Regions from separate parts of the Homo sapiens genome. Here region 1 is linked to region 2. A link is a loop called in an ENCODE intact Hi-C map of the cell type or tissue named here. Cell type or tissue: PC-3. All regions are shown on one strand.

The links. Hi-C counts contacts between places; a loop is a spot of excess contacts. Peaks named below come from ENCODE experiments on the same cell type or tissue, not always from the same donor. Only the 100,000 strongest peaks of a DNase experiment are listed, where the experiment ranks them.
Region 1: it touches region 2 in a loop (7-fold over the local background); 7 of 110 quality-filtered maps call a loop at or near these places.

The regions. Positions count from the first base shown.
Region 1 is chr18:7,942,445-7,950,444 of GRCh38, forward strand. PTPRM (protein tyrosine phosphatase receptor type M) reads left to right here. Exons shown (of 33, transcript NM_001105244.2): 6 at 6,737-6,911. Among named protein-coding and RNA genes, the nearest start is that of PTPRM, 380 kb to the left of the region's middle. In PC-3, a CTCF peak has its summit at 3,010; DNase peaks (open chromatin) are centred at 3,637 and 4,517; H3K4me3 peaks cover 2,003 bases; H3K27ac peaks cover 4,818 bases.
Region 2 is chr18:7,873,348-7,881,347 of GRCh38, forward strand. All of the region lies in intron 2 of PTPRM (protein tyrosine phosphatase receptor type M), which reads left to right. Among named protein-coding and RNA genes, the nearest start is that of PTPRM, 310 kb to the left of the region's middle. In PC-3, a CTCF peak has its summit at 4,399; DNase peaks (open chromatin) are centred at 4,484 and 5,084; H3K4me3 peaks cover 1,394 bases; H3K27ac peaks cover 3,991 bases.

The DNA of each region.
Region 1 (8,000 bases), 69 kb after region 2:
ACTGAACAAGGCCTGTTTGTTCAGATTCTCTGTGGCCTGTGTGACATTCCTGCCCTCCAGATACAGGGCAGGATACCTGCCACATGAAGGCCTTTAGGGGAGGATGGAGGGAGAAGTCAGAGAGTGACCTCTGAGTTTCCTAGCCCATCTCAGGGCAGAAAGGGGCAAGTGGAATTTCAGTTTCTGTGTCCTGCTTGGTGGGGGGGCGGGGAGGGAATGGTCTGCATGATCTTTCTGATGTTGTGGTTTTCTCAGCTTCTTTCAGCTTAAATACTTAGTATGCCAAGGTGCCATATTTTGGGGTACCATTTCCTGCACTGCATCAACACTAACAAAGTGGAGGGTGAGGTCTCTCTCCTCCCTTCTCCTCCCCACCCAGTACTTTGAGGACATCCCCTCATTTCTCCTCCATTAGTCCCAAAGTGCATTTGCTGCCTTACGCGTGTCTTCTTAGAATGGGGCTGATAGAGAGCCTGATGTTGCTCTTGCACCTGACACATTTTTTGCTTTAAGAACCAAGGAGGGGTCTCTGAATGTGTGCATGTCAGGATTTCAAAGGAAACTAATAACGTCATTGAAGGCTTGTATCTTTTTCCCTCGTGGATCACATCTTTCTGCGTGTTGGGTCATTTGGCCTTTCGTTTCTGTGCCTCTCCCCATCCTTGCCCTGCCTGGTCCTTTCTTCCCCATGCTTCCTCTCCTGTTGCCTCACCCAGCTTTCCCCACTCCTTTCTGATTTTCTGTCTTCACACTGTCATTCCCCCGCTCTTCTCCAGTGTAGACGGCATGTTTTCCTGTTTCTTTCTTCTGTTTTGTTATCCCACTGCCCCTGTGGCTCTTCTGTCTCTTCATGCCTTCCTGGTCTGGCCTCTGCTCATTTCATTCATCTTATGGGGTGCCTCCATGGTTGCTGTCTTTGGGCTGCTATTCTAGCTCATGATTCCAAAGTGGGGTACTCTACTTCGGTGACCCAACATGACCTTAAAGACTTGCTTATGCACCTCTGACAAATCAAGATGCACGACCCCTGGACACCTTCAAAAAGCCACAGGGCTTTTAGTTTCTCAGATGATCACCACATTGGCATCCTATTGCTGCTGTAACAAATTCGAACCTCGTGGCTTCATCATCTTACTGTTTTGCAGGTCAGAAGCCCTAAAAGAAGGTGACGGCAGGGTTGGTTCCTCCCAAAAGCTCTGGGAAGAATCTGGTCCTTGCCTTTTCCAGATTCTAGAAACCTCCCTCATATTTTGCCTCGTGATCCCCTCCTCACACTTCAGAGCCCGTCGGCACAACCTCTGCTTCTGTTATCTTTCCTTCACATTGACCCTTCTGCCTTCCTCATAAATAGAACCTTGTGATTACGTTTGGCCAACCCAGATAATCCAGTCTATCTTTCCATCTCTAGACCCTTATTTTAATCATACCTGCAAACTCCTTTTTGCCATGTAAGGTAACATAGTCCCAGATTCTGGGGACTGGGATGTAGACATCTTTGGAGGCCCTTATTCTGCCTACCACAGTCATGATGAGTTGGGGCAATGTTGCTGACTGACGACACACAGAACCTCTAAAACATTCTTTTACTTTCCCTGTTCGTCTCCATTGTAAATAGGGATTCTTTGTCTAGGGTTTGGGGTTTAAGCCTGTTAATTTAGTAGAACCTCATTTTTCTCTTCTACCCCTGGAAGATTTTTTTCCACTGAGGCTGTGATTCCTAGAGTCAGCCAGTATTTCTTGAGTTCTATTTATTGTGCACCTGGGTACACAAAATGAGTAAGATACGACCCTGGACCTTATGGACTGCTAGAGGAGAAAGATGTTACTGCAGTAGAGTACATGTTGTGTTGATTTCATTTTCTAGATATCTTTAGGTTCCGTCCCTTTGTTTCTGTCTTCTCTCATTGTGTCATTTGTTACTATGATTTCTGAAAACAATTTACCCAGTTTCCCTTGACATCAGTTGGACTCACACCGTATCTCCTCCAGTCCATTACTGTACACACAGAGGTGTTTGTGTTACCTCTTTGCCTAAGGTCCTTCCATTCCCAGCATCAGAATACACTGAAATCTTTAACATGTCATACTTCTTGTTGCAGTCTGTATTGTGCTTTTCCTTCTAGCCTTTTTACCTGCCATACCAAGAAGCACTTCTGTTCTTGCCATATGGGATAAGTTATACTTCCCTTAGAGTTCCCCTAGAGTTCTCCTATACTTTCCCTATAGTTTTTTTATAGTTCTCCTAAAGTTCCCCCATAGCTACCCTATATTTCCCCTATAGTTCTGTGCTCTCTCTTGGCTCCTGACTCTGAAGAGCTTCTCTTATTCACTAGACTTTTCCTCTTTATTCCCTGCCTAAGAAACTTCTGTGCATCCTGAAGCCTGGGCTTAAGCAGTGCTTCCTAGAAAGCTTGCACTGACAACATCTCCAGGACTATAGTTTGAATATTTGTCCCCTCCAAAACTCATGTTGAAATATTAATCACCAGTATTAAATCAGTATTTAATCTCCAGTGTCATTATTGAGAGGTGGGGCCTTTAAGAGGTGATTGGGTCATCATAGGAGAGCCCTCATTAATGGATTAATACATGTGTGGATTAGTGGATTAATGGGTTATCATGGGAGAGGGACCAGTGGCTTTATGAGAAGAGGAGAGACTTGAACTAGCACACTCAGCCCCCTCACCATGTGATGCCCTATGCTGCCTCAGGAATCTGCAGAGTCCCGGCCGGGCGTGGTGGCTCACGCCTGTAATCCCAGCACTTTGGGAGGCTGAGGCGGGCAGATCATGAGGTCAGGAGATTGAGACCATCCTGGTGAACACGGTGAAACCCCATCTCTACTAAAAATACAAAAAAAAAAAAAAAAATTATCCAGGCATGGTGGCGGGCACGTGTAGTCCCAGCTATTTGGGAGGCAGAGGCAGGGAGAATGGCGTGAACCCGGGAGGCAGAGCTTGCAGTGAGCAGAGATGGCGCCACTGCACTCCAGCCTGGGCAGCCAAGTGAGACTCCATCTCAAAAAAAAAAAGAGAATATGCAGAGTCCCCACCAGCAAGAAGGCCCTCACCAGATGAGGCCATTTGACCTGGGCTTCTTAGCCTCCATTACTGAAAGAAATAAATTTCTTCATAAATTTTAGTTTCAGATATTCTGTTATAAGCAACAGAAAACAGACTAAGACATCCAGTCAGGTCTTCTCCTCTGTGCTATGGGAGGCAGTTCATTGCTCTGTATTGTAATTATTGCCTTGTCTGTTTTTTTTTCTAGCCAGACAATAAGCTCAATTAGGTAAATGATGGTTCTTTTAATTTTATGCTCTCTTATATGATATAGTGTGTGCCCCATAAAAGACTGTCACTGAATATTGGTTGAACGAATGCCTGAATCCATGCACACATGAATGGTTTAATACAAAATGGCCTGCAGATTTGAGTAAGATGTGTGATTTGCTATTCCTGTGTAGATTCTAAGCTAAAACGATTGCTGCTTGGTTTCTCCTCCCTATGTACTATTTCTCTTGAAGCTGAAGCTGACTTTTCATGTGATTAAGTACAGGAGTTAAAAATTTATTAAAGGCTCATTCCTGAGCATTCATATGACTCACTAGAGTCACGCAGGGCTCCTAGTCCGAGGCTGTTTATTTTATAGGGCCCATCTGTGGCATGAAGACAGTGCTACTGTGAGTCATACTCCTCTCAGCATATGCATAAATCCAAAAAGGAGGGTTTCTTTTACTTGAGTGCCCTCAGTATAGCCTTGAATAGTTGTGAGGGGTCAGTAAGTGCAAACTTGAAATTGTTTTTGAATAAACATTCTTTTGATAGATGCTTCTGTTTGGAAAAATATTAGGAGATTATTACAAAAGGATATTATTACAGGATTCATGCCGCAAGTAAATAGATAAATAAATGGATAGATAGCCCTAAGGCCTCTTTGGTTGTTGTTAGCAAACAAATACTTACAGATATGCAATCTGCCTTTATGGCTTAATTTCTTTTCCCTTCAAAAACCAGAGATGTGGTTCTTTTTCAGTTTGGAAAGAAGACTAGGGAGTAGTATGTCTAAGATTATCCTTAGGGCTAGAATTTGCTTATTTCCTGGGGTGGGGTGAGAATCAGAGACTGAATATCTATGGAAAGCAGAGAGGAACCTTTCTCCTGTTGTATTATTAATGCTAAATTTGGTTTTGTTTCATTTTTTAACTTCTTGATGCTGTCTATGAGAACAAATTTAGGGCATTTAGTGAAAAAAACACACACAGACTTATGTGGGACTTTATTTTCTGACTTACGGCATTGTGTGGTATAAACAAGACTGTTTTACAGATAATACTAAAGATAATGTTGATGGAACTGTTCTTCCCCACTCGTGATGTTTCCTTCCAAGTGGCAGGAACTGTACTATTGCAGCACTCCTGTCTGCTTTCTCACTGCCCAAGCTGAAGCTGCCTGGGAGGAAGGGCTGAGCATGCCTAGCCCAGCCCCTTCTTTGGGGAGCTGACTGCCTATGGGAACCCTCTCCCTCCATCCTGTGAGTTTTACAGCAGCACTGAACATATGGGAGGCCTTGTGGTTTTCTAGGGTGGCCTGGGACTGGGTTAGTGAGTCTGTTTATTCTGTGCTTCAGGATTAGCAAGCCCATTGTTCCTGCACTCTTAAGTCATATTCCTCAGTCTCAGGTTTATCAGTAATAAAGGTGGTACTTTGATAGCCGCTCTGCCTTTCTCCTTGAATTCATCACTCAGGTGTTCCGGCGCTTGGGCGGGGCTGCATGGTGGAATTGTTATGGCTGTGTCCTTGCGTATGCCTGTGGGTTCTCCCAGCAGCCCTGACAGTGGGTGGTATCATCTCCTCTTTACAGATTAGGAAGTGAGGCTCTATGAAGGTTAACCACTCTGGATGATCACTATAGGTTTGGCATACTGGTCAGGCTAACTCCCAAACTTGTGTCCCTTAGGTGATTCGGCCAATGAAAATATCACAGATAAAAGCTTTTAAAGGACTTTGCATAGTATAAATCACTGGGTAATACAGATGAGTTTGATTCCTTTGTAGGCTAGCATTTTCATAGCTATGAATGTAAACATTTTAATATAGCCTGCAAGTCCCTGAGCACACAGGTGCTTGCCCACCTCCCTAGCTCCACTGGCTGCCTTAACTTCATCCAAAGCCTTCATCTCTTTCTCACCATCTTGAGCTTCCTGTAGCGTTTCCTATAACTAGAATGCTCTTCCCCTCTCACCCTTCCCCTTTGCCTGGTTAGCTTCTGTTTACCCTTCAGATCTCAACTCACATGTCACTTCCTCAGACTAGCCTCCCACAGCCACTATATCTGCAGTTTGTCTGCAATGGGGTTTCTGCTAGCCAGCTCATCTTTCCTAAACCACCCTGGCCATCGTTTCTGATTATGTATTCACTCTAAACCTATACACCCCAAACAACTGCAGGCCCATAAGCCCAGCCACCACTTTTCTTTTGGGTACCATTGTGATCATGCTATCTTGACATAGTGATAGCTCCTGGTTGGGATGCCAAGAGTGGTTGCTGAGTGAATAACGGACATAGTGCTTGGGCATTACGCTTGGCATAATGATCATGTATTAGCCTTGAGGTCTTTGTCCATTGTTTTTTACTAATACTTATAAATAACATGTTAAAGATAGCCTCTTTCCTGATTATAAAATACACACACACACACACACACACACACACACACACACACACACACACAGGTTTCCGCTTTCAGGGCTAGATATTTGTCCATATTCGTATTTGTCTATGGGGGACTGTTGGTGTGAGAAACTTTATATATATGTGTGTGTATATATATTATATATAGAGAGAGAGAGAAAGAGAGAGAGAAGAGAGAGCACAAGAGCAAGAGCACATACAAGAGAGAGAACTAAAATCTCTAACCTGCTTTTGAGACTTTAAATCTCTAACCTGCTTTTGAAGCCACGAGGTTTGAGGCTTTAAACTATTGGAAGCATAGAATGGATTTCCAAGTGTGCATAACTAAAAGGGTTACTTAATATATGGGGATAATAAAAGACCATATATGGGGATAATAAAAGACCAAACTGCCCCAGCTGTGGAACTTTGTTTATGTGGTCCTGGGGATATGGGATGTAGAGAGGAACCTCTCTTGTTACGTATGAATGTCATTTAATAGTTACTAGGCACCTAATTCTGTTTGGTTTTGTATATCCAGGAAGAACGTCAAAAGGGTTGAACTATTCTTTTAGTCCTGTTCAATAGGGAGTACTCTAAAACCTAACTTATAGTTGAATGTTATTCTTAATACAGTGTTTATTACTTCATTTATAAAATGAGGTCAGTAATAGGATAGTGGGTGAGCTACTTTTATTTCCTAGTCAAGCATACAAATAAGAGAAAGTGCTATAAGACCAAATGTGGATAGTTTGAAAACAAGGTAACAAGTTTTCTGTATTTTTACTCCCCTGTTGCACTAATTAACATAATATTTTGAAGAGGCAAAAACAAAAAATGTCTTCACACTTAATTTTGCATCGCTCAGTCTTTAAGGTGTTGATCATGGCAGAATTTTAGTTTCCTGCTCAGCTATTCTCCTGGTACAACTGCCCATGGGTAATAAGCAACTGCACCAAGGTCTGCATGAAAACAGCATGGATAATATACCATTGGGTGTCTGACTGTTTTGCTCTGACAGCTTATATTGCTTCTTTTTGTCCTCCCCACCCCACTTGATACAGGGCATTGATGTGCGAGATGCTCCTCTGAAGGAAATCAAGGTGACCAGCTCCCGACGCTTCATTGCTTCATTTAATGTTGTGAATACCACCAAACGAGATGCTGGAAAGTACCGCTGCATGATTCGCACTGAAGGAGGTGTTGGAATATCAAACTATGCAGAGTTGGTAGTTAAAGGTATTTAATGTGTTTTTATACCAGAATATTCTTCTAAAGTAGATATGTTAGGTGTTGTTAGTTCATTATCCCTTTAAAGCTCAAACTTACCCTTGTCTGTTTCTGAGCAGTGGTTTGATGACAGGCTATTTTGATGGATTGCATTTTAAGTACAAATTTTGCACGTGAACAATATTTTTGAAAAATGTGTTTTATCTATGTTGATTTAGTTGCACAAAAAACAATGAATGTGCTCTTGGCAAAGTCTTCTGCCAACTCTATATACAGAGATTACAACTTATAAATTTTTTTTAAGGAATAAAATTTTTTACTGATGAAAAATCACTTAAAATGCAAATATTCATCAGCCAGCGTGTTTATGATAGCAGAGTGGTTAATAAAATGAAGCAGTGTCAGTATAAACATGCTCAGTCATATCACACAAGCCATATTGATAATTCTGTGTTAACATTCATAATGTTCCAGTTAGGTTCTATTACTATATTTTGCATGACTGAAAAATTGAGTCATTATATTTAAGAAGGTGGGGGATGAGGGAAAATAGAAAGGGGAAATAAGTTTCCTTTAGCCGGTTTAATGGGTTTTTTGTAGGCTGAGGAATTTATAGCATTAAGCCACCAAGACAATTTTTGGTCCCAGACAGGATAATTTGGACTTTGAGGTGTACCATGAGGCATTTTTAGACAACCTGTGGCAAGCCATTGCTGTTTTTCCTAGGAGAACAGAATGAGGACTGCTTTAAGAAAAGTTTTCCCTGCATTTGTTAAATATGGCACATAAAATTGATCTCTCTACATATATAATCCCAGCACTTTGAGAAGCTGAGGCCAGAAGTTCCAGACCAGCCTGGGCAACATATTGAGACTCCACCTCTACAAAAATTTGTAAAAATAAAAAAAGCTAGCCAGGTGTGGTGGCAGTGCCTATACTCCCAGCTAGTCAGGAGGCTGAGGTGGGAGGATTACCTGAGTCCAGGAGTTCTAGGCTGCAGTGAGCTATGATTGTGCCCCTGCATTCCAGCCAACCTGGACAGAGTGAGACCCTGTGTCTTAGACAAAAATTGTCTGTTTCTTATGTGGTATAAAAGCA
Region 2 (8,000 bases):
CTGAGATGTGCTATGAAACCTTGATTATATGTTAGACTAAATCATCAGCTCCAGAATCTGACTGACTGGATTACAATCTGCTTTTCTGTGTGACCTTAGGGAAGTTTTTTTAAACCCTCCTGGTTATAAAATGACAATACTTCTCTCAATGGTTACCGAAGGGACCAAATGACATAAAGTGCTTAGCAGAGTGGCTGGCACATAGCTAGCACTCAGTACAGGTTCGGTAACAACAAGAGCAACAGTAACACCACCACCACCAAAAGGAGGGAGTGGGGGAAGTCAAGATGATTGCTTGTGCTTAGAACAGAGGATGCCAAGAGACTTCTTTTCTTTTGGGCTGGAAGCTGCTTTCACATTAGCCAGTCTTCTTTTCTTTGAAGTAACAGGGCCACTTTATATAACTTTATATAACTTTATATAAACCACTGACCATGATCATTAATAAATTAAAAAATACTATTTTCATGTCTGGAGCAGTTGCTTAGTATTTATATTCAATAAATCAAAACCCTGGAAGATTAAAAATACATATACCTTTTGGCTAGAAATCTGACTTGTAGGACTCTCTTCTGTAGAAATGAAGACCATTCACATGGCTCTTTATTGGATGTTCTTTGTCGTAGCAGGTGTCGAAAGTGTAAATTTGGGTCTCTGTGTCCTTATTGGCCTGAAGAGTTGTCAACATTATATTATTGGTAAAGGATCAGAACAAGCTGCAGAGGAATGTGTCAGCTTATTATTCTTTGAATAAAGTAGGAAAAGTTTTAAAAAAAAAAATCCCTTCGTATATGTGTCTGTATGTTTATTTGTATATAAAGAAGTATCCTGAGGGAAACATACTATTGTCTAAATGGGATAAGTTTGTGGTCAGTTAAGTGAAAGTTAGGAAGAAATGTTTAATTTTTCCTTTGAAATCTATTTTTTGACATTTTATAAAGGCATATGCAATTTTTGTTAATGTTTTTAATGAAAAGTTAAAATGGGGAAAGAACGAACTGGGTCTCTATGTAAACAAAACAGTTTGCAAGGATATCTAGAATTTAGCTATCTTGTTTTTATATTCTGAGAGCTGATATAAAGAATTTTCCCTAATATACAGTTATTTCCCTGGAAAGCTGATCGATCATTCATCATCAAGTGAGGACATTTCAAATGAAGCTTTTAAAAAATGAAATTTTTAAAGTGGTTATGCTAGAGGCAAAAAAAAAAGAGAGAGAGAAACACCTCTTTAGACCTCTATGAAAAACGAGTTTTAAAACCTAAGGTTTTAATAGAAATGTAATAAGTTATACTGGGTTCTGAATTAACAACAACAAAACCTGAAAACGAAATAGTGTACTCAGTAAAAATAACTTTCCACCCAGCCAAGCTTAGAGATACAGTGATAGAAATATATGTGTATAAATCTGTTTCTAGACCACCTACCTAAGGGAATAAATCAAGATGCACTGAGTTCAGTTATTTTAATTATCCTATAGCTCCCACAGAAAGGAGCTGAGGAGCTGAAAACACTAGGAGAAACAGAAAACCAAAAGCTTCCTTCAGAAATTCTTCACAAATGGCCTGGCGCAGTGGCTCATGCCTGTAATCCCAGCACTTTGGGAGTCCGCGGCGGGCGGATCACTTGAGGCCAGGAGTTCGAGATCAGCCTGGCCAACATGGTGAAACCCCGTCTCTACTAAAAATAAAAAATAAGTTAGCTGGGCTTGGTGGCAGGTGCCTGTAATCCCAGCTATTGGAGAGGCTGAAGCAGGAGAATCACCTGAACCCAGGAGGCAGAGGTTGCAGTGAACTGAGATCGTGCCACTGCACTCCAGCCTGGGTGACAGAACGGGTCTGTCTCAAGAAAAAGAAAAAAAAAGAAATTCTTTACAAATGATAAGTGACATATCCCACAGTGGGTAAATTGTTCACTGTATTATGGTGTATCCTAGGATACTATGCGTATCAGTGAAACATTCTTGGTAACGTGCACCATTTTTTTTTTTTTTGAGAAGGAGTCTCCCTCTATTGCCCAGGCTGGAGTGCAGTAGCACAGTCTCAGCTCACTGCAACCTCTGTCTCCTGGGTTCAAGCGATTCTCCTGCCTCAGCCTCCCGAGTAGCTGGAACTACAGGCGTGCACCACCATGCCTGGCTAGTTTTTTTGTATTTTTAGCAGAGACGGGGTTTCACCATATTGGCCAGGCTGGTCTCAAACTCCTGACCTCGTGATCTGCCTGCCTCGACTTCCCAAAGTGCTGGGATTACCGGCGTGAGCCTCTGTGCCCGGCCAACATGCACCATTCTTGCCAAAGACCTGAACTTTACCATCTTTACTCTTTTTTCAGCAAATTTGTTTGTAAAAACCATTTCCTCCCTGCCTCTTCCTTTCTCTCTATCCCGGTCACTCTCCCTGTATATTTGTATGTGTGTATATACCTGTAATAAAGTCATGCATTGCTTGATGACAAGGATGCATTCTGAGAAATGTATCGTCAGGCGATTTTTTTTCATTATGCGAACATGATAGAGTGCACTTACACAAATCGAGATGGTAGAGCCTACAGCACACCTAGGCTATGTGGTATGGCCTATTGCTCCTAGACTACAAACTGTATAGCATGTGACTGTATTGAATAACTGTAGGCAACTGGAATACTATGGTAAGTATTTGTGTGTCTAAACATGGCAAAGGTGCAGTAAAATTAGAGTATTACAATCTTATGGGACTGCAGTTGTGTATATGGTCCATCTTTCGCCAAAATGTCCTTAAGTGATGCATGACTGTGTGTGTGTGTGTGTGTGTGCATGTGTGTGTGTGAGAAATTCAAAACGTCTGTATTGATATAAACTCATTAGGTGATTTAAAAAAATTGGTTTAGTCAAATTAAATTTTCAAATTGGTTATCCTTTTTTAAATCACATGTCCAATCAAGTACCCAAGAAAGACATATTAATTTTCTGTAATGCATTCTCAATGATATAACATGATCCAAAATTCAGGTCATTTAGATATTGTTTGCTCTTTTAAAAACTTTAAAAAAAAACATTTAAAACTTTTATTATAAAAATGCTCAAAATACACATGAGTAAGAATCCACCCTCAAGCTTGTCTTAAAACAACACTCATAGCTGATAATTCTATGGGTCAGCAGTTGGGGCTGGGCTCAGCTGAATGGTTCAGCTGATCTGAGCCATGCATGGCTGATCTTGGCTGGGTTCACTTTTGCATCTGCAGTCAGCTGTCAGGTCAGCTGGTCCTAACTGGGAAGGCTGAATCCTGCTCCACATTGTCTCCTGTCCTCCAGCAGTCTAGCCTGGACCTGCCCCCGTGGTAGTGAGCATGTTCACATGTTGTTCCTTTCTCTGCTATCTTAGGTTTATTTAGCTCTGCTATCTTAGGTTTATGAATAAAATTAGATATTATTTATATATATACTTACAAGGATATAATGTTCCTCCTGAAGTTATCTAACTAATGTGCTGCCCCTTAAACTGAGAGGCAGCTTAGTATCATGCTTAAGAGCACAAAGTCCAGAGCACATTTCCCTGAGGTTCATATTCTGTCTCCACCACTTACAACCTACATGATCTTGAGCAAGCTACTTAACCCCTCTATGCCTGAGTTCTGTCCTTGTCTGTAATGAGTAAAAGAGTTAATATATGTAAAACATTTGGAAGAGTGCTCAGCACGTATTAAATATCATGTAAGTGTTAGCTATTATCAATTCCCATATTAATTGTTAATATAGATATATATTTAATGATTTGAAAGTTTTTAATAATTGGTTTTATAAGTATAATTAGCAGCTTTCATAATCACCATTAATTATTGTATCCTTTTGCTCTTATAATTAAATATATGTATTTATAATTTAACAGACTTGGTAGCATCTAAGCATTTAAATCACACTAGGAGATTTTTCACTCCACGTTGCACCTAGAATGATTATTTATATTTGAAAATTCATGTTTAGATATTGAAGATAAATTCAAGTGCCATGCCTAGTTTGTATTACTGACCTTGTTATGCTGATTTAAAGATGGATGTTGGTAACCTGTGTAATCGCATGATCATTGATACACATAAATTTTATGGGTGTAAGAAATTTCCTTGAAGTAAGAACTCTGTTATCTTGTCTTCTAGGCTAAGTTCAAATACATTTGGATAAAAACTGGGACCAAGGTTGAATTTTGACATATATCTATTCTATGCCAGTCACCCTTTTAAGAAGTATTTTACGTGATTTACCTTATTTAATTTATTCAACCACCTCTTTGATTAGGAAACTTGCAAAAGAGAGTTAGTTCACTTACTCAAGGACATACAAGGTGTGACTGAGTCAAGATCCTAATTCAGGTTGTTTGGCTACAGAGCTTAGCTTTTCCTACCAAGCTCAGGGAGCCCTCCTCAGGTCCTGCCCAGCACAGTCCAGAGTACTTTGCTTGCTTTAGTCCAATTCTTTCACAGTAGGCACTGTTTGTTTTTGAGTTTATGGACGAACTGACTCAGATTGAGAGTGATTTTCATAAGGTCACAGAACTAGCAAGTTTTGTAAGGTGAGATTTATCTACCAGCCTGCTCTTGGCAAGGAGTGTGACTCTCTCTGTGGCCTCTGCTGTTGGGATGCTGTGTGTGATAAAATCCCCTGCTTCTTTCTTTCCTGAACCCTTGCAGGAGCTTCACCAGAACCTCACAAGCATATAGTGTTGAAATGTTTATGTAATTAAGAAATTTATCCATGTTAAAATTATACCCAGCATTTGCTTTAATTTAAATTTCTTGGTTTAGTGGTAAGATAACTATTTTCCCAGACATCTCCATTCTAATTGTATTTCTGCTAATGCAGATTGCTTTTTCATATTATTTGCTAATTATTTATTGGTATTTTGATGCTTTTTCTGGTTAATTAATCCAACAGATTACTTAAATTCCAGACTTTTGATAATTTATAAACTTGATACTGTGTTGTTAGTTTAATGTGGACACCGTTTCATTTTCTCCACTGACTCACCTTGTTAAATTTTGACCATTCCTTCTTTCTGCCTTCTGATCAAGCAGTGAAAATTCCTGCATGACTCTGGTTTCTGACCCTAGTTGGGCTAATGAAACATCCTTTGGCTTCTTCTTCAGGAATGTGGGGAGCTGTCAATCAGGGATGTCAACAGAACCCTTGGAGTCTTTTGAACTGTTTTTTAGGACAAAGGATGATTTAGCAAGCTTCTTCTGAGTACCACTAGCAAGTGTTTGAATGTGTCAAAGACAGACCTTTAAAATATTTAAGTTTGGCCTGCATTTTATGTAAAAGCTAACTGCACAATTTCTTCTTAAGGCAAGTCATAGTTTAGCTGGTAGACTATCACCAGATAGCTCTGATCTGCAGACCATACTGAGTAGCATAGGCTTTTTTTTCACATGTGGAAAAAAAAGGTTTCTGAATCAACACTAATTTAGGGGAAAAATAAATGGAAGCTTATATTGTGATGGCTTATGTCATTCTGAGATTTACAACAGAAACTAACCCGTTTCTAAAGATGTCAATCAATGAAAAACTTGACGTATGGGAAATTAAACAGTCTCTTTAGAACGTTCTAAATAGTCAACCTGTCACTACTCAATTGTTGTATGTGTGGCTCATTTCCTGAGATACAGTCATTAGCGTCATCAGATAGTTAAAAGGTTGTGTTTGCTTTACTCAGTGTTTGTTTTTTACTTATAAATTACAAAGCTCACACCTAGTATTTTCTACCTAAGTCACTGAAGCAGTTTGTCTAAATGACACACTGTAATACAATTTAGTTCTCATTAAAGCTTCCCTTTTCTTATAAAAGGAGAGCACATTGCTTGTTACTACAGAACCCACCGGGTTTCCTCTCTGCAGTGAGCCTCTTCCAATACTGCTTTGTCTCTTATGATAACTGTGTTTCACAAGTCCCTTTTAAGATTGATGGTCCTAAATCCATAAAGTTTACAGCCACTTCTGGTTGTTACTTATGTAACTGTTGGTGAACTTAATGATCTGATTTGCTAATTCTGTGAATCTCTTTTTATTCTTTCTGTGCTCAGTGAAAACAACTTAAAATATGATATACAACTAAACTGTGAAGTTCTTGCTGCAGGAATAGGTCCAAGTTTGTCTCGTTTGTAGTTCTCAAAGTGCCCCAATACATAATGGGTGCTCAGATGAATCCTGCCATGGCTAAAAGTGACTAGTTAAGGTGAAATAATATATTTTTCTTCAGCTCAATATTTTTATGAATAATAAAAATGGCCGTTCAGTTGTGCTGTGAATCACTAAATTGACAATTGAATATCTTTTTGGTATTTAATATAAATGTCTTAAAGCAAAGGTTATAAGCACATCTGAGGTATATGAGCTGTGCTTATTAATTTTGTAGCACCTAGATTCATGTGGAATTCTCTCAAGTAGAACAGAGTAACGTGAACTAAATGGCATGATTTGTAGAATGATCCATGCCAGGATGATCCCATCAGCTGCTGTCCCTGGTGAGGGAGTGTATTAGTCCATTCTCACACTGCTATGAAGAAACACCTGAGGCTCGGTATTTAAAGGAAAGAGGTTTAATTGACTCACTGTTCCGCGTGACTGGGAAGGACTCAGGAAACTTAGAATCCTGGCAGAAGGTGGAGCAAACACATCCTTCTTCACATGGTGGCAGGAGAGAGAAGTGCCAAGCAGAGGGGGGAAAGCCCCTTATAAAACCATCAGATTTCATGAGAACTCACTCACTATCATGAGGACAACATGAGGGTAACCACCCCCATGATTCAATTAACTCCCACTGGGACCCTCCCACGACATGTGGGGATTATAGGAACTACAATTCAAGATGTAATTTGGGTGGGGACACAGCCAAGCCATATCAGAGAGTAAAGGGATGTGCAGTTGGTTAGAGAGTTTTACTTCAGCTTCCCTGTGATACAGTATTACTTCTTTTTGCTATCTTACTGTGTTTTCACCAGCATGTCATGAATGGGGCAAAAATTAATACAACTAACAAATGGTCTTTTTCAGTAGTTGTTGGGAATCCACAAGGAAGGCAAGAAGAGACAGGGCAAACGGAAAGAAAATGTGTCATTTGGGAGAAGAGAGAATTTTTGTTATTCATGTCTTATTCCCTAGTGGCTGAGAAATAAGTATTTTATGTTTGTAGGAAGGGCATAGAAGAGGCAGTAGCTTAGGAGGGATATATGATATCTGGTCTGCAGAATGTGAATGCAGCTTGGAGACTGTGGTTTCATCAGACTGAAATGGGTGCTAATAAACATTTTTAGGGCGATGGTGGCACCTCCCTGCAGAGGCTTTGTTCCCTTTGAGCTTTGCTCCCGTAGTTCATTTATTTCTCCACAGGCCTTCCTCTTCCCTATTTCAGGAAATTTCTGGAGACATATTCTTTAGGAGCTGTGTCAGTACTGACTGAGGGAGTTGGAGGAGGGGTGTAACCTGGTATTATGATAATCAGGGGATGAGATCAAAGTGTAAAGGACAAATTAAAAATGAAAAGCTTTCTTAGGAAGCAGAGCACAGTGGTTTTGATTATTGGGAGGAGTTGCATTATGGTCTTAAAGCATTTGTGGGCTCTGATGTCAGTTGTAGGTTGCAGCCAGAATTGATTTGATTTTGCAAAATGCAATTGAGTTAGAATAGAAAATGTACATGCAGTACATATATACACATGGTTAGAAGCGTAGTGGTACACTTTTTTTTAATGAAAGCCTGGGTATGTGTGTGTGTAGGTAAATGTATATAGAGACATGTCGCTTTACACATGTATGCTGAAATGTAAAGAACAATATATTGGCGTGGCACAGTGGCTCACATCTGTAATCACAGCACTTGGGAGGCTGAGGCAAGTGGATCACCTGAGGTCAGGAGTTTGAGACCAGCCTGGCCAACATGGTGAAACCCCGTCTCTACTAAAAATACAAAAATTAGCTGGACACAGTGGTGCGTGCTTGTAAACCCAGCTACTCAGGAGGCTGAGGCATGAGAA